Linked DNA regions of Mus musculus: all the other regions are linked to region 2. The links are chromatin loops, found by intact Hi-C in ENCODE. Cell type or tissue: left cerebral cortex. All regions are shown on one strand. Region 1 holds the start of Gm41543 (a long non-coding RNA gene). Region 2 has its middle 5.0 kb from the start of Gm5493. Region 3 holds the start of Zfp40 (zinc finger protein 40).

What was found. A loop is a pair of places that touch in the nucleus more often than their neighbours do. Peaks named below come from ENCODE experiments on the same cell type or tissue, not always from the same donor. Only the 100,000 strongest peaks of a DNase experiment are listed, where the experiment ranks them.
Region 1: a loop joins it to region 2, with 3 times the contacts of the local background. A loop is called at or near these places in 3 of 42 quality-filtered maps.
Region 3: it touches region 2 in a loop (4-fold over the local background); 7 of 42 quality-filtered maps call a loop at or near these places.

What each region holds. Positions count from the first base shown.
Region 1 is chr17:23,537,776-23,545,775 of GRCm38, reverse strand. It overlaps Gm41543 (a long non-coding RNA gene), which reads left to right and starts at 7,103. Exons shown (of 2, transcript XR_876659.3): 1 at 7,103-7,328; 2 at 7,585-8,000. n-TPcgg1 (a tRNA gene) reads right to left here and starts at 4,861; the gene lies at 4,790-4,861. In left cerebral cortex, no CTCF peak of the experiment used is centred here; DNase peaks (open chromatin) are centred at 3,254, 4,149, 4,769 and 7,047; H3K4me3 peaks cover 931 bases; H3K27ac peaks cover 753 bases.
Region 2 is chr17:22,730,913-22,738,912 of GRCm38, reverse strand. It overlaps the pseudogene Gm5224. Among named protein-coding and RNA genes, the nearest start is that of Gm5493, 5.0 kb to the left of the region's middle. In left cerebral cortex, no CTCF peak of the experiment used is centred here; DNase peaks (open chromatin) are centred at 76, 404, 2,356 and 3,978; H3K4me3 peaks cover 560 bases.
Region 3 is chr17:23,188,426-23,196,425 of GRCm38, reverse strand. It overlaps Zfp40 (zinc finger protein 40), which reads left to right and starts at 3,198. Exons shown (of 6, transcript NM_009555.2): 1 at 3,198-3,351; 2 at 4,624-4,749; 3 at 4,991-5,081. The coding sequence starts at 5,047. In left cerebral cortex, no CTCF peak of the experiment used is centred here; DNase peaks (open chromatin) are centred at 2,714, 3,184, 3,764 and 4,098; H3K4me3 peaks cover 2,428 bases; H3K27ac peaks cover 1,248 bases.

The DNA.
Region 1 (8,000 bases), 810 kb before region 2:
TAAGGCAAGCGTGGTGGTGCAATAATCAGGTATCTAGCTCTTTAAGCTCTCACCTTCCTTACTCTCATCTCTAGCCCTCCTCTCTCTCCCCCCACGCCCCCACTCGGCCATGGACGGCCTCCCTCTTTCTACCTTCTTTCTCCCTACCGTCCTACAATAAAGCTCTAAAACCAGGAAAAAAAAAATCAGGTATCTAGTCAAATCAGGACTACTTGGAAAATTGTAGATTGTGAATTTATTGTTACTCAATAAATTCTGACATTGTGGAAAGGCAAACCAAATGTGTCCCTCTGTTTCTGACATTAACATGCTTAGGACACTGACTTTGTCCACCCAGCTAGTGGCCTGGTATAGGGGGAGAGAGGGGAATGGTACATACGTTTGATTTTACCAATGAAGGCTTGGGAGCCAGATGCTGGGATGAAATCCTGCTAGCTCAGAGAGACAGAGAAAGCACCCAGCTGCCCTTTCTACTCCACCAATGTCCCAGAAGGCAAAGCTCCCGCTCCTCCTCCATGCTGCCGTAAGTACCCTCCAACTCAGTCTCTCCGTTCTCTTTCCTGGGTTTTCTTAGTTCACTCCCTGTCAACTGATTGCTTGCTTGGCTTTGACTTTATTTATTTGGCCTTTGACTTATTGTTGACTCTATTTAGCTCTTGTTTACAGAAAACTCTTGGGTTAAGGTGTGGGCTAGGGCTGAGCCACATCACATCAGGAAACAGGTTTTTCTAGTTCACCACATCTGGCTTCACAAGGTGATCAAATAGTCTGCAACACACACATCTAAATCAGACCCAGTCACTAGGGGAAGGCAGCCCAAGGGCCTGTACCAGCCTGTATCACACAAGACTCAGATGGATTCTGGGATGCGGTATCAATAGATAAAAGCTTGTTACAGGGCCTTGAATCCTGTCACTCTGCCCTGACTCTCTAACTCATAGAGGACCATCTTCCTTTTCCTCTTGAATGCTAGGATTAAATGCATGCACCACTGTACCCAACCTATACATGTATATTTGGGGAAAATTATTTAAAGTAGTCCAGATGTTGTTTTGTTGTTGTTTGTGGGGCCTAGGTAACTGTTACCTGTCTAAGCCTTTCATTTTGTACGTTACTATGTTGCTTCTGTTGTTACCAGGAAACTTTCTCATGCTTAAATTAACTACATATTCTGTTATGTTCTGTGCCCCTGGAAATCAATCATGATAGAAGTCAGTAGACCTGCTTTGTATAGTTACCCACAATAAGCTTGGACCTGAACCAACCACCTGAACCTGCACTTCCTGCACCTGTGCATGCGCTTTTATGGCATAGGCTGCTCCTGAGATGGACCCCAGCTTAAGAGAGACACCGGCACCAATATAAGAAACTATTTGGAAGAAGAATTTTTTTTGGGGGGGGGGTGTTTGTTTTCAAGACAGGGTTTCTCTGTGTAGCCAGAATAAGACTTCTATTTTAAGTAGGGACCTAGTAAAGTTTAACTGACATCCTACTTGGCAGAAAGAGACATGTATGTGGGTAACTGACATCCTGGTTTGACAAGTTAAGACATGAATGTCAGACAAGTCCCATCGTGGTAGACAAGGGAGGACATGAATATTAGACAAGGTAAGTCCCCTGCCAAGTTGAATATCCCATCCAATGGAAGCAGGACAAACGTATGACAAACATGTTCCTAAGGAAATCCCCTATCCCTAAACCCTGATTGGTGAAATAACTTGACGAAACAGACATTTGTGGATTTTAGTCTTAAAAATCCGTTAGGGTCTGAACTTAGTTCCCAGATCTGGACCGTGGCTCTGGCTGACCAGTCCTGGGACATGTGCCCAATAAACCATCCCTGTCTGATAGTGTGCTTTGTGACCCCAACAGTTTGATTTTTATTTTGTCTTATTTTGAGACAGTCTCCTATTCTGTCTAGACCTTAAACGCACTAAGTAGCTGAGTGTGGGTCTTCCTGCTTTCGTGGACTGTCGGCCAATTCAATCCTCAAGGGCACTTGGAGCAGAGACAAGGAACAGGGCATTGGGAAGCCCTATGAATATGTATGGTGAATGACCAGGCTGGGGCCAGCTATAGGAGGCTGACCAACTTAGGGTGATCCGAGGCTTGTAAAGTTGTGGGAGACCGGAGGGCAGGAACATCAAGGATGGACATTAGCTGGGGGCTTAGGGTATCTGGAATGCTTCATTAGCCTGGGAAGCACTTCAGGACTGCCCGAGCTGGCTGAACAGGTTTTCTCAGGAGAAAGGAAATTGAGCCTGTAATCTAATTGAGGCTGTTTGACATTTCCTCAGGCAGAACCACAAGCCTCTGGGCTCACTGCAATCTGGGAGACGCCCTTCCTGAGCAGGGCTTCTTCTGAATGCCGTGGTGGACTTTGACCTTAATTACAAGAGTTTTCCCACAACTGGGGATGAGTCTATACTTTCTCCTTTTTTCTTTCTTTCTTTCTCTTTTCTTTTTACCCTTCTTTCCATCCTTCCTTTCTTTTTTGAAACAGATCACACTGTAGCTTAGGCTGGCCTGGAACTCATTATGTCACCCATACTGACCTCAAATTTGTGCTTATCTTTCTTGTGCTGGGGTTATTAATGTGAAACACCTTGTCCAGCACACCTAGGACTCGTAAAACATCATGAAGATCCACCCAGACATCGTTGGCAAACCACAGGGCCAGTCCACAACCATCTAACATGGGAGCTAGATCCTTCCTGCCAGAAGGCAGGAACACAATAGACTCAGTCAGAGGGGACTCACACTGTCATAACTGGAGTTACGGAACAATGCTCACAAAGCAGCTACTTTCTGAGTCTGTATGCTCACGAGTGACAGACACCCTGGCTGCACAAGCCCAAGTACCCATTGCCTGACTGATCACTTTATTTGATGGTAAAATTGAGACAGATAAATGAGCTCTAACTACCCCTAGGATATTGGGCAGCTATTTGGTACTGTTAAAGCCCTGTTTTGTTTGTTTGTTTGGTTTTTTTTTGTTTTATTTTTAAATCACAGCGAATGTTTCTTTCTTTTTTTAAAATTTAAGTGCCGTTTTTGATGTTCTTTTTTTTTTTCTTCTATGAATAAGCAAAGACATTGGTGGTTGGGGCAATTTGAATTCTTAATTGGCAGCTCCCAGACTTTCCTTGCTGCCCCTAACTTCCTTGAGAGAAAGGACTGTGCCAGTCAGATCGGCAGCCAAACTGCCCCCACACCAGCTCTGCTTGCCTGTAACACGCGCCAAAAGCCTTAGGACAATCACACAGCGCACATTGTTTCAGTTTGCAAGGGCATGGCTTCAGCCTGGACAGTTTCTGTTTGCACCAGTCTTTTTGCACAAGCCTGGGAGGCCTCTCGGTGATTCTGCAAGCATCTTCATCCAGGACAGAAAGGGAGGAAACACATTTCTTGTAATCTAGCAGAGGGACCACTGTGATTAGCGCTAAAGAGAAAATGTTGTGATCGGTTTAAAGGCAAGCATTCATTTGCATGTGAGGTGTGCTTTGATTGGTGTAAACCCTCCTTTCCTGGTCAGGTGTTCCAGCTCCTTTGGATCATCCTGCTGCGAAATTTTCTCCTAATGTGGTTTCTCAGCCGGCCCGTCTTGTCTTGCGTACTTTAGTAGTGCAGAGTGAGCTGTGACCATGCAGAGACTGTAGAGCAGCGGTAGGTGCTTCCCCATTGGTGGGAACTGGTGGGTGCTGGGGGCTGCTCTTGACCCCACACACTGCCCTCAGACCCAGAGAGCTATAAAAGCTGCCAAATACCAGCCCTTGATTTTCTCCTTGCCTTCCCATAATTAATATTTGGGTAACAAAAAGGAGCCAGTCAGAGACTTCATACCTCCTCGAGTGCTATAGCCAATTAATGGTTGCTGGGATGGGGAGGTCACGCTCCACACTCATGCAAGCAGCCCTATTAAAACTCAGTGGGCTACAAACCAAAAAAACCCAAACTAAGAAGCATGCAAGCAAAACAACAGACACGAAAATAGGAGAGAGGCTCTTTCGGGAATAAGTGGGAACCAGCTGGAGTGGGTGGAAAATGGAGGAGTGAGATGACCAACATACGTTATATAAATGCATGAAATTGTCAAAGAATGAATTTTAAAGGGACGCCCACTAGATAGCAGGTGGGTGATGAAATTGTGGCCACCTGCTGGGTTTTGGGTTTGGTCTAGAGGCCTCTCATAGGCCTAGAGGAGACCCATCCTTTAAGAACCATTGCAGGGAGATACGCCTTGTTCTCCTTATTTTCACTAACCTACACTCCTTCACATGGACTTCATTGGCTAAAAACAGTTCTCGAGTTTCCTGTCCCTGGAAAAGATGTGATCGCTTGAAAGCGAAGCTTCTACCTTTCAGAGCAGTTGCCCTTGAGTGCCTATCCAGATTTCTGACCTCAGTGCGTCAAACACTGGTCTCCTAGCGGCTGCTCAGCTCGCACCTTGGTAGATCTAAGCCCGCGTGCACTCCTCCAGTCCATGTGGCTGAGTTCCTCACTAGATGGTCCTGCGCTCTTTTTGTTTTCCACTTGGAATTTTCTCCACCAAGAGAGAAAAGAACAATAACGTCTCTATGACTTCTTGGCCAGAGGCTTGTTATACAGCTCGGTTAGCTCAGTCGGTAGAGCATGAGACTCTTATTCTCAGGGTTGTGGGTTTGAGTCTCCCGTTAGGCGTCATTGTTTTGCCATCGGGGATTGCCACATAAACAGAGAAACATTCCTTAACTAGTTAGAATTCTAAAAATAACGGAAATAAAAACACTGGGAAACTGGACCCCATTCAGGGCTCGTCCGGGATTTGAACCCGGGACCTCTCGCACCCGAAGCGAGAATCATACCCCTAGACCAACGAGCCACACAACTGCTACTTCCCTACATTTCCTTAAATGCTTGTATTCATTCCCAAATGAGTAGCGCTCTGCCCCTAGCAAGAGCTCTCGAGTGGGGATAAAAATTTGGGAGTTTACCACAGAGCCGGCTCCAAAGTAGCCTGTACTTCGGGAGAGAAGCTACACTTTGGGAAGTCCTTGCCTGGCGGCTGAGACTGCTGTTGAGGCTGTGTCTGTGACTAGAGAGCAAGATGGAGGCAAGGAACAGCCATTAAATAAGCCTCCCCACTAACTCTTCCCAAACAGGGCCAAACAGCCCCACTGGTCGCGCGAGAATGGGGGACGCAGTTACAGTTCAGCCAGTTGGCTAATGTATAGGATTCACGCCTCACTCCCCTGGAGTCTGGTTCCATTGGTCTCAGCCATAACATTTTGTCTGCATCTGGAAGGTTTGGCCCCAGGGTACGATCTCTATGGGCAAGTCGATGGGAATACTATGGGAATACTAAAAGGCCCCTTAGAAGGAGCTGAATTATCTGACAACTCTGATCAAAGAAAGCAGATACCCAACTGGCACGTGGTGGCCTAGCCAGCACAGTGGGTGGAGCCTGGGACCTGGCCCACTGGAGTGCCACTGTGAATTCTTGCCCCACTCTGGATTCCAACACCATTGGGCTGGTTTGCCCCTGCATACTGAGAAGTTGCCTGGAGGGACTCAGTGACAGAAACCTGTTGCTCTGCCCCCTTAATAGGAAAGAAAAGCTGAGGGAGTTTCTCCAGCATTTGACCCTCTTACACTCTAACTAAACAAGACTCCTAGACTAGGCCAAGGAGCCCATACACACCCTTGCTTCTCGTCCACTTTTGGTTGTCCTTGTGCCTGGCTCCACAGTCTGGACGCAACTCCCTATGAGGTCTCATTCTGAGAAAGGTTGATTCGGTTGAGGTCTGATCAAACAGAATTGGGTGGAGGGATCCCACAATTCAATAGTGTGGGAGTCTCAGTTCTGTACTAGGCTGTAGCCGGGTGGGAAGTGGGTAGTAGGTTCCTTCTAGAGGTTCCCAGCGCAGCAGTGGAGCAGAACCGCAAGAGCCCAGGCTCTGGACTTCTAAACTGTCCACCCTTTCTGCTAACCTGAACTGTCTTGTATGTATTGGACAAGACCTCTTGCCTGTGTGGTGGTCAGCTTGGTTCTCCTAGAACTTTAGTTCAGGGTCCCTGCAACCTAGACTGATCCCCAGCCTTGGCTTCCACAGTGCAAGGATGACAAATATGCAGTTTGGGGGTCTTGAAACTCTTCCCAGCTCACAAGGAACCTCCTTTTGGCGAACCTCCAGTTCAAAGCTTGGTTATTTCTCACCTAATCCACTTAGGAGCAGTCTGGGATTGTACACTTGTAGCAGGGTGTCTTCTTTGGGGCTAGCTCAGGGAATAGAACAAGAATCTGTCTCAAAGATGAGAGAAACAGAGCTATTGATATCTAGGATTCCATTTCTTTTTCTTGCCACACGACCCCAAAACCAAACCAAACTGCCGCCGCCACTGCCACCACCACCAGAAGCCCTCCATGTTTTTGAGGGTAGTGCAGGCTGGCTTCAAACTCACTGTGGAGTCAGAGATGACCTTGAACTCCTAATCCACATTACCTCACATCTCAAGTATTGCTATTTTAGGTTTTTCTTGTCACGCCTGGCTAAAACTCTATTTTAAGGACTTTAAATCTATGTAGCCAAGTTATAAGTTTTTGGCTTGTCAGTTTTGTATTTTGTTTTGATTGGCATTTATCATTTAAAAATGAATGCTGTCTGCACTTCCCTTTGTGATCTCTAACGTCAGTACCCTGCCTAGAATGTCTTCTACTCTAATGACAGGTAACCCCATCTGTATTCTGTCAGGCATTTAGAGAATGAAAATTTTGCCAGCTCATCATCAACTTGGTTTATGTCGCTGGACTAGCTTCCGCTTTGGAAATCCCATAGCGGCTGTGAACCGGTGAATCCTTACGGTTCTTGTGCACAGTGATAATGACTAACCTAAGAATTGAGAATAAAAGTAAACAGTGACTTTAGCTCATTCAGAGAGAGGGGAGGGGAAACAATGCTGGGTCATTGGTCTATGGGCATGATTCTCTCTTTGGGTGAGAGAGGTCCCGGGTTCAAATCCCGGATGAGCCCAGTACCAAGGCGTTTTTGACTTTTTGCAACTTCACCTTACCGTTTCTTTCTGTAACAGCAGAAGGAGGAGGAGCAGATTCGGGGAGCGGACCTATAAAGCTTCTGAAAGCAGAGAGAAGAGAAACGCGGACTTTAGCAGATAGAATTTAGATTGGACTCCTAGACCTCAGGCACATCATAACAGAGACAACTAGCGCGAGGGAAGGGATGCACTTTCAACCCAGATTTCTTGGATATTAGGAGGTTAAGTGAGGATGGACCACCCGTCTCCGCACTCTGGGCGTGGCCCTGTTTTCTCAAGGCAACCTCCTTCATCTGGTGAGAGAGAGCACAGCAACTGCCCCCAGTGCGGGAGCGGGAGCGGGAGGGACATTGGTGGCCTGATGCATGAGTTGTTGCCCTTAAATCAAACTCTTTTCCTTTCTTTTTCTTCTCCCCTCCCCTCCCACCTCTCCTTTTCTTTTCTTTCTTTCGAGATATAATCCATCTATGCAACCTTGTCTGTCCTGAAATTCGCTGTGTGGATAAGGATGGCATCGAAGATTAAAGGTGTGAGCCTTCTTGATTTTGACAGGGATGGGCAGATGGAATACAAAAATGGAAGAAGTGGCGAGGGGCTTGGTAAAGCTGGCACTCACCTGACATTTACTGAGCTCTGGCGCTGCTGCGTGGCAAGGACCCTCCACGCAGCCACCCCTTGACTCCTAGGGACTCCGTCTAATCGTCGGGAATGACCTCGGCGTCCAGACAGCGAGCAGCTGCGCGGGCAAACGATCCCACCCTTGCTGCCCGTAACCAAGGCCAAGACCGAGGGGACCTCGGATTGTGGACCTGAGGCTGTTTCACACTTTGTAGGTTGTGAAGGGAGACTGGAAAAGTTGATTATTTTGGCGTATACGGTCCTGGAATTTGCTTCTATAGGATTATCTAAAACATAACTTTCTTATCACTGAGCGCTTCGAGGTCCGCCGTTGTTTCAACTGCCACCAC
Region 2 (8,000 bases):
CCCTGCTGACAGGGCTTTTTGCAGAGATCTCCCTTTGGACAAGTGCAGCAGTCTGGTTTCTGTGGGTGACAATAGTTTTCTTGCAGTCTCCCCAGCTCCTCCACGGGGTTCCTGGTAGAATGACTCTGCTTGTGTCTGAGCTCTGTGTGAGTGAGTCTCACATCTTACAGAGTACATTCAAATCCTTACAGGAAAGGAGACATTTTTAGTTGTGACATTTTCTCTCTCTCTCTCTCATGTTTATCTGTTTGGAGGCGTCATATATTTTTGTTGCATGGAAATTTCTGGGTGCTTTCTGAAGACTCTTTGCCATATGCAGGTGTCCCACTCCTCAGGCAGGCCTGCTCACCTGTGAGTCTGAACCAAGAGCCCTGGGTGGTGAAGAGAAGAAGGTGTAGCAAAGGATCCAGGCATGTTAGAGAGAATGAGGAAGCCTTGGGCGTGGGCAGGCTCAACTGACAGTGGAAAGAGGACATGGAATTGGTTTCGACAGATCCTATTTCATTTCAATTGTTTTTAGATAATTGCACTGAGACTAATATCATAATATTCCCTTTGTATGTAGTAGAATACTCTCTATGTGAGAATTAATACCCAGAGCCAAAGATAATTTAATTTGCTTTTGTATGTGAGGGATGCTGTCCCATTCACATCACTGGCCATATCTTCTTACCAATGTTAAATGTTTTCCTCGTTATCATTTTAATATATTGTTTAGTCAAAACACAAGATGCTTCTTAGTTTTTTTTCTGCTCTTAGAGTTTTGGAGCGTTTTGTAGTTCCTTTAAGTTTTCTTACGATTAATTTCTCCATTTCCTAAAATAATGCCAGCAGGATTTTAATAAGATTTGTTTAATGTCTCTGCTAGTATTAAACTCTGACTATATTACCTTCCCTTTGATCTCTGCTGTCGTCTGTCTTCCTGTCAGCTCTCAATGTTTTGCACTGCTGTAGTTTTAATATATTTTTAAATCACCCTTCAGTTTGATCCTTCTGTCATAATTTTTAAAATTCTTTTTGGTTTCTCATTTTATGAATTTTCAGAGGAATTTCTCTGTATTTCAAAATGTCAGTATGATTTTGGTATTTCAAATATTAAAAACATTCTTTTATATTTCTTCACATGTTTGAGTGAGAACATGCTAGCAGTAACTCAGTATTCATGTCTTTTATGTCTCTTCTTTTATTTATGTCAGCATTCCAGGGTCTTAGGGAAGACATTTTTTAAACTGTAATCTTTATTAGGTGTGAAGACTTTTATGTTGTTGTTACTGTTGATTTTTGAGCCACATTGTCTAGGTTGTCCTGGCCGTTCTGGAACTCTTTCTAAATAAGGCTCCCCTTTAACTGAGAGAGATCCACTGCCCCAGCATCTCTAGTGCTGGGATAAAAGGCTTGTACCACCTGGCCTTGACGACTTGTTGTGACATGCCCACACTGGTGAATGCTGCTTGAAGTCTGAGAAGATTGTGCATCTTCTGCTGTTGTATGGATGATTTTCTGGAGGTGTGCTACTCATTACTAGTGCTCTGTGCCGCTCATGGTCATCTTTCTCAATGGTGGACATTGAACTTTATCTGCTTCGACTTCCGTCTGCTTCCTATAGGTCTGTCAATGAGTGCTTCATGTATTTTGAAACTTTTGTTCAAATGTTGATATTCTTTGTTTTGCTTCTCTTCTTACCTGCTATAATTGTGGCCAACCCTCTTGACAGCAAATCCTTAAAAACTTCCTTGAGTCTTAGCAATTGTGTGTGTGTGTGTGTATATATACATACATATATATATATATATATATATATATATATATATATATATATATATATATATATATATGTATATATGTACAACATGGTTGGGACATTGAAGAAACTATACAGTGATGTTCCACTTGGTCCCCTTCCTACATGGACTTCTGATTAAGGATGACAACATGAGAAAATGGAGCAAAACCACGAAAATTATGTACAATTACAAATGAGAGTCAAGGAGTTTGGGGAACAGGGAGACCAGGAGTCCTGCTCTCTCCACTCCTTCCTCACCAGCCTATTTCTACCCAGTCTGCATGATGGCTGAGACCTGGGCAGTGGCCAGTCAGGAGAAGAGCATATCTACATGTCTTCCCCCTAATGCACATACAAACTCAGCAGACACCCTAAGAGCACACTGCAATCTGTAAAGTGGAGAAAGACTGCACCATCTTGCTCTTTTGAGCCGTTCTCACTCTGGCCCTCTCTGCCCATGACGAGCAGGTGGCATTCAGTAAGATCCAGGCCGAACTAGTGATGACACAGCAAGACAGGCTACTGCCTCCCTTCCTGCACCTTCTTTCCAGCCTCCACCAGTGAATCATCTGCTAAGGAGCAGCTGTTCCAGCTGGCAGTAGCTCTAAGCTCTGGGAACCAGCTCCCTTCATCCCTCTTCCTCCATGTCTAACATACAACCAGTGTCTGATTACACTTCACACAAGATGCCACATCAGTGGGCCTGTCTCCTCAGGCCCATCCGTTCTGCCAGAACAGGTTTGTAGCAGCTAGGGTCAACAGCAGACCCAGGAAAGTGGGCAGAGTCAAGACACAGCCAGGGCCAGCCTTTTCAGGTCTGTTCTCTTTCTCTCTCAAAAAGGCTATGATACCTATGAGACTGTTGTTGGAAGCTGTGGCCCTTAAATCTCAAACTCTCTCTCATCCCATATAGTACTTCTGGCTTTACAAAGCTGAGGCTCAGCCACGGGCCTGCCTCAATTTTGGTTTTATGATGACCAGAAGGGTATGGCAGGTGTAGGACTTTAGAGTCAGAGTTAGCCTACACGAGTTTCTGTCTATTTACAGATGAGGAACAGGATCAATCCAGAGAGGCTACAGACCTGGCCAAGCTCGCAAATCAGTGCTGTTGAGCATGACAAGAACTACAGCCCAAGTATTTCAAAAAGCAACATGCTGGAAGAGAAAAGATACCATTTTCTTTAGCTAATGTCTGATAAACTTTACACTCCTTTAGAAGCACGGCAACTGTTGGAGGAACACAGCAGAGGGGTTAAGTAGGTCATATAGTTTTAAGCAAGCAAATCCCCTCTCCTTTGAAGGTACCCTAAACACCCATGATGGGAACACAAAGAACAGAGGCCTAAGGGACAAGACACTTAGAAGCACAGAGAGCATCTCCTTCACTCTGCCTTTCCCAGCATGTCAATTCAGCTTTGGGACACTGAACCTGTGACACTGCTCTACGACAGCCTGTCTAAGGACTTGCACCTCCAGCAGGAGAACTTGTATCTTCCACATTTCTCACCACAGGAAAAGCTGTAGCACTCTGCACTCCTAGTCTTTCCTATTCTTGGGTCTCTACTGGTCCATCATGAGAGTGTACAAGTTTCAATTTACCCAAAGAAATGAACTCAGAGCCCTTCTTCAACCTAAGCCCCAGCAGAATGTCTCCCCTAGATGGCAAGCTGAGCTCTGACTAGGTGCTCATTCCCTGCCTACAATATATAACAGTCCAGTGGGTGAGGAAGGGGAAGAGAGGGGCCCAGGTTACCCCGCAAGCTTGCTGGTAACAAGTGAGGACTTTCTCTGGGGCAAGTCCTGTGGGTTGGGGCTGTGGTCACCAGTCACCAGGTTTTTATCTGCTCCTGCACTCGGCAGCTGCTTGTTCTTCATCTTGGCTTTGGCCATGTTGTAGTCTCCTGAGTCAAAGTACTTTGGAGAAAAACATGCAGTAGACCCTCTATAGACTTCATCCATGGTGCCACAGTATAAGGGTGTCCCATACCTCTCTCTGGAGTCTCTTCATGAGGAAGTTGGAGCCTCCAGGCTTTTGTCCTAGGCTTGAATATTTGGCCGTTAGCTTTGCCTCCTCAGCTTTCTCAGGGAGAATCCCTTCTTTCTCTTGTGTATCTTGCTTCTCCTCCCCGGTCTCCTCCGCAGGGTTTTCTTCTTGTTTCTGGGACATGGCAGAACCGGGACTGTGTAATGCAGGGCCTGGGAGATCAGCCAGAAAAGGGAAGGGGGAGGGGAAACGGGGACAACCTTAGCTGCTGCTCTGGCTCCTGTCACTATGGTTGCTCAGTCAAAATGGCCAGATCTTAGCAATTTGTATTCTTTTTTTTATTTCTTATTTTTATATAGTTGGTGGCTTTGTAATGAGCCATAGTGACAGCCTCAGAGACATTGGTGGCTGTGGAGACGTGAAACATTTTGTCAGGTTGTTTTTAAATTAATTATTTTATTTATATTTCAAATGTTGTCCCCCTTCCCAATCTCTCCTCTATGAACCGCCCACCCCAGCTTCCTTCCTCTTTGCCTCTTAGAGAGTGCTCACCCACCCACTGCTGTCTCACCCCCTTCTCTGGGCATCAAGCCTCCACAGAACCAAAATCCTCCCTTCCCCTCCCCCCACTAATGTCACATAAGATAGTCCTCTGCTACATATGTAGAAGGAGCCATTTATACTTTTTAGTTGGTGGTTTAGTCCCTGGGAGTTCCTTGGGGTTCTGATTAGTTAATGCTGTTGTTCCTCCTAATAGGTTGCAGTCTCCTTCAGCACCTTCTTTCCTTCCCCTAACTCTTCTATTGGGGTCCTCAGGCTCAATCCACTGGCTGGCTATAAGTATCTGCATCTGTCTTAGTCAGGTATGGGCAGAGCCTCTCAGAGCACATTCATACCAGGCTCCTGTCTGCAAGCATACCTTGGCATCAGCAGTAGTGTCTGCATACAGGTTTGGTGTCTGCAGATGGAATGGTTCCCAAGGTGGGACAGTCTCTGGATGGCCTTTCCTTCAGCCTCTGCGCTCTATCTATCTATATCTATATCTATATCTATATCTATATCTATATCTATATCTATATCTATATCTATATCTATATCTATATCTATATCTATATCTATATCTATATCTATATCTATCTATCTATCTATCTATCTATCTATCTATCTATCTATCTATCTATCTATATAATCTCCCTGTGTTTCCTTTAGACAGGATCAACTCTGGGTTAAAAATTTTGAGATGGATGGGTAACCCCATCCCTCAACTGGGGGCCATGTCTATCTAATGGAGGTGGTCTCTTCACTTTGTATCTCCTCACTGTTAGGCATTTCAGCTACTGTCTTCCCCATTGGCTCTTGGAAGGCTCTCACATCCCAAGAGAAAGTACCAGGTCTCTTCCCCACCCACCACTGCTACATATTTCTATTGATTCTCCTGACCCTCTGGATTTCTCTCATATCTATTCCCATACCTGATCCTTTCCCCACCCACCATTTTTTTTCCTCTCTCCCCCTCCCAGTCAGGTCCCTCCCTATCTCTGACTCTTGTGATTATGTTGTTCCCCCTTCTAAGTGGGATTGAAGAATCCACGCTTTGGTCTTCCTTTTTGTTAAGCTTTATATGGTCTGTGAGTTGTATCATGGATATTATGAGTTTTGGGGCGAATATCCACTTATCAGTGATTGTATACCATATATGTCCTTTTGGGTCTGGGTTACCTCACTCAGGATGATATTTTCTAGTTCCATCCATTTGCCTGCAAAATTTTATTAGCTGAGTAGTATCCCATTGTGTAAATGTACCACATTTTCTGTTGAGGAACATCTGGGTTGTTTCTAGCTTGTGGCTATTATAAATAAGGCTGGTATGAACATAGTGGAGCATATGTCCTTGTGATATAGTGGAGCATCTTTTGGATATATGCCCAGGAGTGGTATAGCTGAGTCTTCAGGTATAACTATTTCCACTTTTCTGAGGAGCCACCAGATTGATTTTGAAAGTGGTTGTACCTGCTTGCAATCCTACCAGCAATGGAGGTGTGTTCCTCTTTCCCCAAATCCTTGCCAACATGTACTGTTGTTTGAGTTTAAGATCTTAGCCATTCTGTTTAGTGTAAGGTCATTTTGATTTGCATTTCCCTGATGATTAAGGATGTTGAACATTTCTTTAAGTGCTTCTCAGACATTTTGTTGAGAATCCTGTTTAGCTCTGTACCCCATTTTATTAATTGGCTTTAGTTTTTTGGGAGTCTAACTTCTTGAGTTCTTTATATATGAAGCATTATGTCATCCTTTTAATAGCAGGGTAATACTCTTTTGTGTAAATGTACCATATTTTCTTTCTTTATTCTTCTTTTGAAGATTATGCAGGTTGATTCCAGTCTCTGGCTATATGGATAAAGATACAGTGAACATGGTCCTTGGGTAGGTTGGTGTGTCCTTTGGGTATATGCCCTAGAGTGGTATGGATGGATCTTGAAGTAGTTTGGTTACCATCAATTTGAGGAACTGCCACAATGATTTCCTTAGTTTTTGTAGAAGATCTCACTCCCTCCAACAACGGAGGAGTGTTTCTATTGCTCCATATCCTCTCCAGCATGAGCTTTTATTGTATTACTAATCTTTGCCTATTTTGACAAGTACAAAATCGGTTCTCAAAGTGATTTTGATTTTCCTGAAGGGTGTTGAACATTTTTTAAGTGTTTCTTGGCTGTTTTCTTCATTTAGAATCCTCTGTTTAGATGTGTAACCCATTTTTAAATTGGATGACTTGATTTTTTATGTCTAGTTACTTTAGTTCTTTATATATTTTGGATATTAGTTCTCAATTTGATGTGGAATTGATAAAATCTTTTTTTCTACTGTCTAGGCTTCTGTTTTGTCCAAGGATGGTGTCCTTTGCCTTATAGATGTGTTTCAGTTTTCTGAGGTCCCATTTATTAATTGTTGTTCTTACTTTTTTTTTCCTTGTGATTTAAAGAATGTCTTCTTCTGTGCCAGTGTGTTCACTTTTCTTCCCTACTCTATCTTTTGTCAGATTCATCCTGTTTGGTTTTATATTGAGGTCTTTGATCCACTTGCACTTGAGGGTTACACTGGGTTATAGGTGAAGGGACCTGCTTACATGTTCAAACTCCACTTTACTTTTAGGCCCCATTTTATGTTTAACTTGCTCTTAGATTGAACTCAGTTACTGGGAAAAAAAAAACACCTCAAAATAGATTGCTTAAGCTAGCAATTACTATTCCTATAAAGTTGAAATCATTTCTGGCTAGTAGAAATGTGCCAAGCTGCCATTTTCAAGTGTCAAAAAATTGTGTAACTGCCAAGTAGGAAAGTGTCCTACCTAGTGTAAAGGTGATAATAAGGCAAGGCTTCAACAGCTCGGGACGTTCCACACCCATCCAGTGCTTTGGAGATGTCGGAGGGCTCAAGCTTGAGCTTGAGTAAAGACTCTTTGATTTTGCATACATGTTAGATTCCTGGTAGTCATTGGGGACCCCATGATCTGGGCATAACAATAAATATAGATCCATTTGCATTTTTTTAGATGCAGACAGGCATCCAGTTAGACCAGCACCATTTGTTGAAGATGCTACTCCTTTTCATTTTGTATTTCTGGTGTCTTTGTCGAAAATCAGGTGGCCCTATATATTTATGTGTATGCTTCAATTCATTTCATTGATCAATGTGTCTTTTTTTTTGCCAATATTTTGAGGTTTTTATACTGTAGTTTTGATGAAAACTTGAGATTGGGCCCCATAATATTTCATCAGGCCTGAGAGAAGGGGACTGTATTTTTGGGAATTTCCCTAGATGTCCACTGATAGGGCATAGCAGAGAGTGATGAATCCAGCACTGAGTAGGCTGGATGCAATAAGTACCCCCACCGTTGCTCAGACAGGTAAGCTATTTTGACTCATGGGGTCCCACTCAAAGAAAAGATATGAAAGGAGTAGACCTGATACATTCATTTTTACAACTGCCTTTTGCATTATCTCTGTAGAAACTCTTAATTGAGTCAGGATAGCTTCCAGCATCACTGGGTCACACCTCTGCCTCTTTACACCAGGTTCCATGATGCTACTCCATAGAATTAACACCCAAAACAATTTCCTTTCCAATAACAGACAGAACACCCTTTTACCTGATTAGTGTATTTGTCTCTATGTGTGCTCAATAATCCTCCAAATTTCTTTTTACAAGAAACATAATGAAATGAGAGATGCTCAA
Region 3 (8,000 bases), 460 kb before region 2:
GGTCTTAGTCAAATGTCTCTAAGGAAAAAGGATTTATTTCTTTCCTTGAGTCAACATAGATGTATTATTGGTGACACAGAATTAATCACTAATATGTTTAATCCATACACATATGCAGATTCTATTAGATGGTGACATTTTTCTTTTTCTTTTTCTCCTTCCTTCCTTCCTTCCTTCCTTCCTTCCTTCCTTCCTTCCTTTCCTTCTTTCTTTCTTTCCTTCTTTCTTTCTTTCTTTCTTTCTTTCTTTCTTTCTTTCTTTCTTTCTTTCTTTCCTTTTCTCTTCTTTCTTTCTCTTTCTTTCTCTTTCTTTCTTTCTTTCTTTCTTTCTTTCTTTCTTTCTTTCTTTCTTTCTTTCTTTCTTTCTCTCTTGCATTCCCAAGAGAAACAGCAAACTTATGAAAATGAGAAACAAATAGTCCTGTCATTTGAAAAATGAACATGCTCAGAACCCTGTGCTTTAAAGACAAAACCCTAGTTCTGCATCTGTGTGTGTAAGCTCCCACCTCCTTGCAGAATTGGGATGCCTCTTAATGTGTCACAATCATACCAGCACAGCTTGAACCCCAGAACACACCAGAGAAAACTGGTCCTCATGATAATTATGACAATTTTATTTATTTATTTATTTTTAGCTAGAATATCTAAAGAAACAGGTAATAGCGAATTCTATTTTCCTTAGCCTATGTAGATGGGGCATGGGTGTACTCAGAGAATTGCAGGTAACTATCAGGAGATAATCTGTGGGTAAATGGCTAAACACTGTAGTATATATGCTAGTTTTAGTTCTAGATTTTAAAGAAATATCTAGATTGTTTTCCTAAGTGGCTGCTCTAGTTTCTGTTCCCAGAAGCAGTGTATAATAGCGTCCCTTTCCTAACATTCTTGTCAGAATTTGTTATGTATCCAAATGAGGTTCATTCTAACTGAGGTGAAAAGGAATCTTAAAGAAGATTTGTCTGCCTAGTCTCCAAAGCTATTTATAGTGGAATATTTGCTAACATGACTGGAGAAGTACCCAAAGTAACTGCACAATCTAATAAGAAGACATGACTGTACAAGCATATATTGTGCCTAATGACATTAAAGGCCTCAAGGCAACTACATTGGAAACTCTAAAGGAAATAAACAGATATCCTGGCTCAAATCACATACCAAAATTATACCAACATGAGATAAATAAATAAGTGGATATTTAAGCAACATCAACAGTGAAGCAGTAGTAAATGTACACCCTCTGGGGGGGGGGGAGTGGAACACCAAGAAACAGATTGATTCATCAAAGAATTCTGTCAAAACTCCAGAGAATAACTGATTCTGAAGCTACTTATAATATTCCTTCAGTTAAAAGGGAAACAAGATGTCTAGACTCTTTATGAAGCTAGTGTTACATAGCATAGAAAATGAAGACTCAAAATGAAAGTACAGATTGATGTGATATCTACGATGACGATGATGGTGATGTCCCTTTCACATGATATATTTCACTTAGTGCACCCTCTCATTCTGAACTTCATTTCAATCCTAGATCATTCTTCTAACAATTCTCTCTCTCTCTCTCTCTCTCTCTCTCTCTCTCTCTCTCTGTCTCTCTCCCTCCCTCCCTCCCTCCCTCCCTCCTTCCTTCCCCCTGTTGAGAATTAGCAAAACGGCAAAGTCACCATCATGTGGAGAAAGCCGTAGTGTGCAATATGATATGAATTCAGTTCTAGTTTGTTAGTTGGGCTAACTGACCATCAACTTCCTGAGACATCTATTTCCTTTCAAAATCCCGAGTTCTTCAAATGTCTTCCCCCAAGTTAAAATTTTAGATGTTTGGCTGGTAATAGTGAAGGTCTGTGAGAGAAGGATGCAGATGGCTTTTCAGTGTCACTCCAATTTGCATAGTTATGAAAATAATTACCCAGCTTCCCAGTAAAGCTCTCCAGATTGAGTTGTTAATGTCTAAAATTTAAATTATTTCATATAAGTGTTGGATGCACAGTTTAAATTTCACTTCTGCCTTTAAACAGTGCTACTTGTGTATTTTCTTTTAATTCATCATTTCCTTTGACTGAGACATCCCGCTCCCGTACTTTGTCTTCAAGCCTGATATTCTGTCTCCTACCTGTTCTGAGTTATTATTAGACATTGCAGTTTTGATTTCTTGCTTCACTTCAGTTTGGACTTTTTCGATGTTTCTAGCTACTTATTGAATTCAATCTTCATATCTTAAGTCGTCCTCATTTCCATCAGCATTTGCTATCTGCCCCCTCCCCCCAACAAATCATTTTGTTCCTGTCTTTTTTTAGTTCATTTACATGCTCAACCTGCTTTGTTCTCCTTGAATTTGACTCTTGGTTTTTGAGCTATGTATCTTTAAGATACCACTTACAGTGTTTTCCTTAAAGGACACAGCTATAGTTTTTTTTTGTTTTGTTTTGTTTTGTTTTGGGTTTTTTGTTTGTTTGTTTGTTTGTTTGTTTGTCTGTTTTAGGTCAAGGGCATTTTAACCTTAGGTTTACTATAATGTTGGGAGCGGAACAAAAGTCAGAATTTAGGGTGTCGGCTGATTCCTTTTTGCTGTAGTCCAGAAGGCTAGTATCTCAAGATGAAAAGTTAGGCAGAATAACTTCTATCTGAAGACTTCAGAAGCCACGGTCTGGGTCAGACCTGGGTGCAGCGGACTAGATCCAGTTCTGGTCTAGCTGTCAGCAAGCCTGGTAGGTGGGTGGGTGGGACTGTGCTGAGCGTGTGCAGCGCAGCCTGACAGCTAGAGCTGTGTGACAGGCTGTCCAATACTGACTAGGAGGGACCTGCCTCCGCGGAGCGGGGATACTCGCCTGATCAGAAGGCGAGGAAGTTTTTAAAAACGAAAACAATCGGATAGACTTGGAAAAAAAGAAAGAAAGAAAGAAAGAAAGAAAGAAAGAAAGAAAGAAAGAAAGAAAGAAAGAAAGAAAGAAAGAAAGAAAGAAAGAAAGAAAGAAAGAAAGAAAGAAAGAAAGAAAGAAAGAAAGAAAGAAAGAAAGAAAGAAAGAAAGAAAGAAAGAAAGAGAAGAGCTTGGGAGGGGTGGGCTTACAAAAAAAAAAAAAAAAAAAAAAAAAACCCTCACGTAACCGGAACCAGCGTGTGGTGGGCGGAGCTAGGGCGGTGCTCCAAGGAGCCTGCACAGAGTGACAGAAAAATTCACCATTCACTGAGGGACCGGGGAAGCTGCGAGGTCCGGAATCCGGGGTGGAGGACACGGGCTTCTCTAGGAGGGCGTGAAAATTCCAGGCATCCACAGGTGCCGCGAGAGGAGTCCTGAGAAAGTCATTAGTCAACAGCGCTGTAGCTTGAGCCTCAGCCCGGCAGCCATAGAACGCCCAGGTCAGAGGAGCCGCGGGGCTGGGAAACGGGCGGGAGCAAGGGTGGAGGCTGCTCAAAGGAAGCCGCTCTCACAATTCTGTAGTAGATAATCTTTTAACCATGGATAGCCTACCATTGTCGGGAAGATTGAAATCATATGAACAGGGGTTTATCGTCATTTTTGCATTTATCTTATGCTGGCCAGAATATTTTCATAAAATAATCTGCTAGAGCATTTGCATCATCTGTTGTCTGCAAGCAGGCTTCTCATTGCTTTGTAATAGTTACAAAGCTGCTGGAATTTAAATTCATGCATGCTTTTTTCTAACTTCTGTGTTCTACTACTTGCCTATTTCAGAGATTGTCCTTTGCCCCTGGGACTAAGCACAGCAGAAAGCTTTGTAGATACTAGTCGCATGAAGAACCAGTGCAGATTTGATAGAATCAGAATATACACTGTGACAGAGCAAAACAGTGTAGCGGTTCCTCCATCTTGTTGTATTCCTGCTGAGACCGTTTCCAGGGTTAACTAAAAAATTATTTTCTTGATGGAGAATCCCATGAAAAAAACGACCCAACTCTATTCTAGGTCAGGATGTCCTAGCTAACCTACCATACTTAGCCATTGATTAAAGTTTTTGAGTAACCTCTTCCAGTCAACCTTAGATCCTAGCTGCTGGTGTGCTGGAACCTCCCATCAGGATGGCTAACCTCCTATTTTAGCTACTGTTAAAAACTGCTTGCTTCAAACTACTTACTCTGCAGAATGGCCCCAGCAGCTGCTATGCAAGATGCCTGGATGAGGTCCCTGCCCTTAAAACCCCTATGTTTTGGACATTCACAGAAACACTTAGGTCCCTGAACACTTGGGTGTGGTCTCAACCGGCTGGAATAAAGACTTTGAGTGGGCTATAAACTGTTTGAGTGGTCATCTCTGGCCAGCTACCCATAGCAGTACTTTATTAAATGCCAAAGTTACTGCTGTAAACATTAATGTTTACTAAGCAAATTTTACTCCCTGTTAATTTTCTGTCTTGAGATGTAAGCACTCTATAAATACAGTATTTGGAGTGTAAATACACAATTCAGAAATGTGTAATCATGATTTTATAGTCAGCAAACTCAGTTTAGATTAAAACTAAAATTAGAAAGCATCGTTTCAATAATTGTATTCGCTCACTGGAATCAGAGTAATGAATGACTCCTTGTTTCACAAAAAGCACTCTGCCCTTGCACATGTGGCCAAACTGTTGTCTGCTTTTTGTCACTGTTTGTTTTACTTTTTTATTTAAGGATCTGTTGATCTTCAAGGCTGTGAAGGTGGACTTGGTGCAGGAGGAATGTGAAGGCCTAGACCTTACTCACGGGGCTTTTACAGAGATCTCCAGTTGGAGAAGTATAGCAGTCTGGTTTCTCTAGGTGAGAATAGTTTTCTTGCAGTCTTCCTTGTTCTTCCTCAAGGTGCTGGGAAAACTACACTATGTGTGTGATTAGTCTTACATCTCACAGAGTAAAGTGAAATCCTTAGAGAACGACAGGCATTTTTCATGATATTTTCTCCTTCCTTCAAGTATATTCTTTTGACAGGTGTGAGCATCTTTCCGTTTTCTTTCATGAAAAGTTCCAGTTACTCTCTGAGGAATATCTTTCTCGCATGCAGATCTCACACTCCTCAGCCAGTCCTGCTTACCTGTGAAGCAGAGCAAAGAGCCCTGGATGGTGAAGAGAGGAAACTGTAGCAAAGGATCCAGGTATGGTAGAGGGATTGAGCAAGGGATCGGGAGGAGCCCAAGTGACAGTAAAAACAGGACATGAGATTGGTTTCGCCACATTCTATTAAATTAGAAAGGAGTTGCACTGAGAATAGTCTCAGGCTTATCCTATCATAGGTGTTTGAAGGCTCTCTATGTATTAATACTCTGAGGCAAATAAAATTTTATTTGACGTTGCATGTGAGTAATGGCTTCCCTCTCCTAGTCACAGCTCTGGTTGTGTCTTCATACCAATATTACCAGGTTTTGTTACTATAATTTTAATGTAGTGTTTAGTTAGAACCATTGATGCCTCTTGTTTTTTTTTTTTTTTTTTCTGTTCTCAGAGTTCATGAAACATTTTGTAGTTCCTTCAGGTTCTGTGTCTTTTAGGATTAATTTCTCCATTTCCTAAAATAACGTCAGCCAGGTTTCAATAAGATTTGCTTAAAACCTGTGCAGAGTATTAAACTCTGACTACATTGCCTTTCCATTGACATCTCTGTCATCCATCTCTGTGTTAACTAGTCAGGGTTTGTGTAGCTATAATTTTTATATATAGTTTGAAATCACCTCTGGGTTTGAGCCTTCTTTCATAATTTTTTGAAGTCTTTGTGGTTTCTCACAGTTTTATAAATTTTAGAAAGATTTTCTCTATTTCTGTGAAAAATGCCTGTGGAATCTTCGTTCAGGTTACTTAGAATCTTTACAGAATATAAATATTCTTTTGTGTGTCTTCTCGTGTTTGAACACACTTTCATTGAGTCACATGGCTTCTTCCATTTTCTATCTGCTGTTGATGTCAGCATTCCAGGTTCTTAGAGAAGACACTTATTAAACATTGATCACTCCTAGGTTGGAAGACTTGTCCTAAGGCATGGCCACAGTGGAGCATGCTACTTGAAGATTGAGAAGACTGTTGTGTCTTCTGCTGTTGTGTTCATGATTCTCTGGAGGCCTAAGTATTCTTGGTTTTCTGTGCTTTTCATTGGTTGTCTTCCACTAATGTTCCACATCACTGAATGGTGGACATTGGAGCTTCCCTGCATCACTGTTTATTTGCTTCTACCGTTCTGTCATTGTATTTGAAAAGTTTGTATTGTGAAATGCAAATTGAGCACATCACTTTCTGGAAATGGACCATTTGATCATTTGTTAATAGTTTTGTTTTGTAAGTTGTTAGATTTGACTTTATCCCTTACCTGACATAATTATAACAAATGTTCTTTATAGCATACCTTTTTAAAAACTTCCTTGACTCTTAGCATTCTGTGTTCTTCTTTTTGAAGTAATATGTGTATATATGTGTGTGTATAATACATATCTATGTATATATACATGTTTGTGTGTATATATACATATATATTCGTATATACACATACACATGTATATTTATGGAAAGTATATGAAAGCACATATATAGATTCTATAGAGTAGATATTAATACATATGTTCTATACACATATATATATGCTATGTATATATATGTTTATTTATTTATATATACTATGTATATTAGGGTGTTTGGGGTTTTGTTTTGTTTTTTTGAAGCAATATTCTATTTTCATATTTGGTTTGGGGATCAGTATCCACGTGCATTTCAAGAAATCACTGAAACTAAATATAAACAAACCATTTTGTTAATTTTTCTCTATTTCTTATGTCTCTTTTCCTCTTCCTCTGCTCCTTTCTTTGTTGTTGATATTTTGCAGTATTTCCTTTATAAATGTGAGTAGTATCTTGTCTAGGTTTTCTCTTTTTCCATGTTTGGTTGTTCAAGAAGCTGTCCACTGACTTGCCTGGTGGCTGCAGTGACTTAGATTCCCACTGACATTGTATCTCTGTGTCCTTTTTCCTGCATTGTCTCCAGCTTTTGTTATTGGTTAGAACCTTAAGGGTAGATTAGACAGAGAAGAGACCCGAGTGTATATTAGATGGTCATTTTCTTCTTGGCTAAATCTGTGGAGTATGTGCTATGTACATTTAAGCTGTTTTAATTGCTTTTTAACTTGCTCTAATTTTCATCCTTATTTATTGATTATAATATTATTTATTTGCTTTTGAAAAATTCTTCATAAATTCTGTATTTGTATATTGTACTAAGAAAGTTTGCTAATAAATTAATCCATTCTGTAGGCTCTTTCTTCATACCATTTCAATGCAAGTTTTTAATTGTATGCAGTCCTGTTTGTTGCTTTTTGCTCTTGTGTCCTATTAATTTGTAGTTCTATTCAGAAACTAGGTCCCTATGTCCATATATGGACTTGTTTTCCATTGTGTTACTCTGCACATTTCACAATTCATTGAACAGGACTCAGTTTCTTTCTTTTAAAAGTAGATACTTTTCTGTTTATCTTTGGTTGATGAGACTGTCTATAGAGTATCATTTTGTTGTTTTGGTGAAAGTCACCTGCTGGATATGGTGGATCCTCTTCTGTGACTCCCATGGTGCCTTTGCACCTGTAGGATTACAGGATCATTTGAAATCACAGCTGTATAAATCAAGCTTTGCTCTGTGTCTGGGGTTGCTCTGTACTCTTAAGGTCTTTGTGCTTCTGTGTAAATTTATAGAAGCCTCTCTCTCTCTCTCTCTCTCTGTATATATATATATGAAGTAATTCATGGGGACATTGCTATGGATTTTGAGTTAGTCATATAAATCTTTTAACACTGTTATTTTCATAATAATATGTCCCATTCCATGTCCATGCAAGGTTTTCTCATCTTGTGACAATTCCTCAATTCCTTCAATTCCTAATTCCTTCAGTGAATTCAGATTTCATTTTAGAGGTCTTTTCTGCTTAGTTTTTTCCTTTGCTTTCTTCAGATTTTCTTTTAATTTTTTTTTCCTGTTCAGTTTTAGTTAATTAACAGGGAGTGTAAAACTTCTAATTAGATGGTTATATCAATGATTTTAAA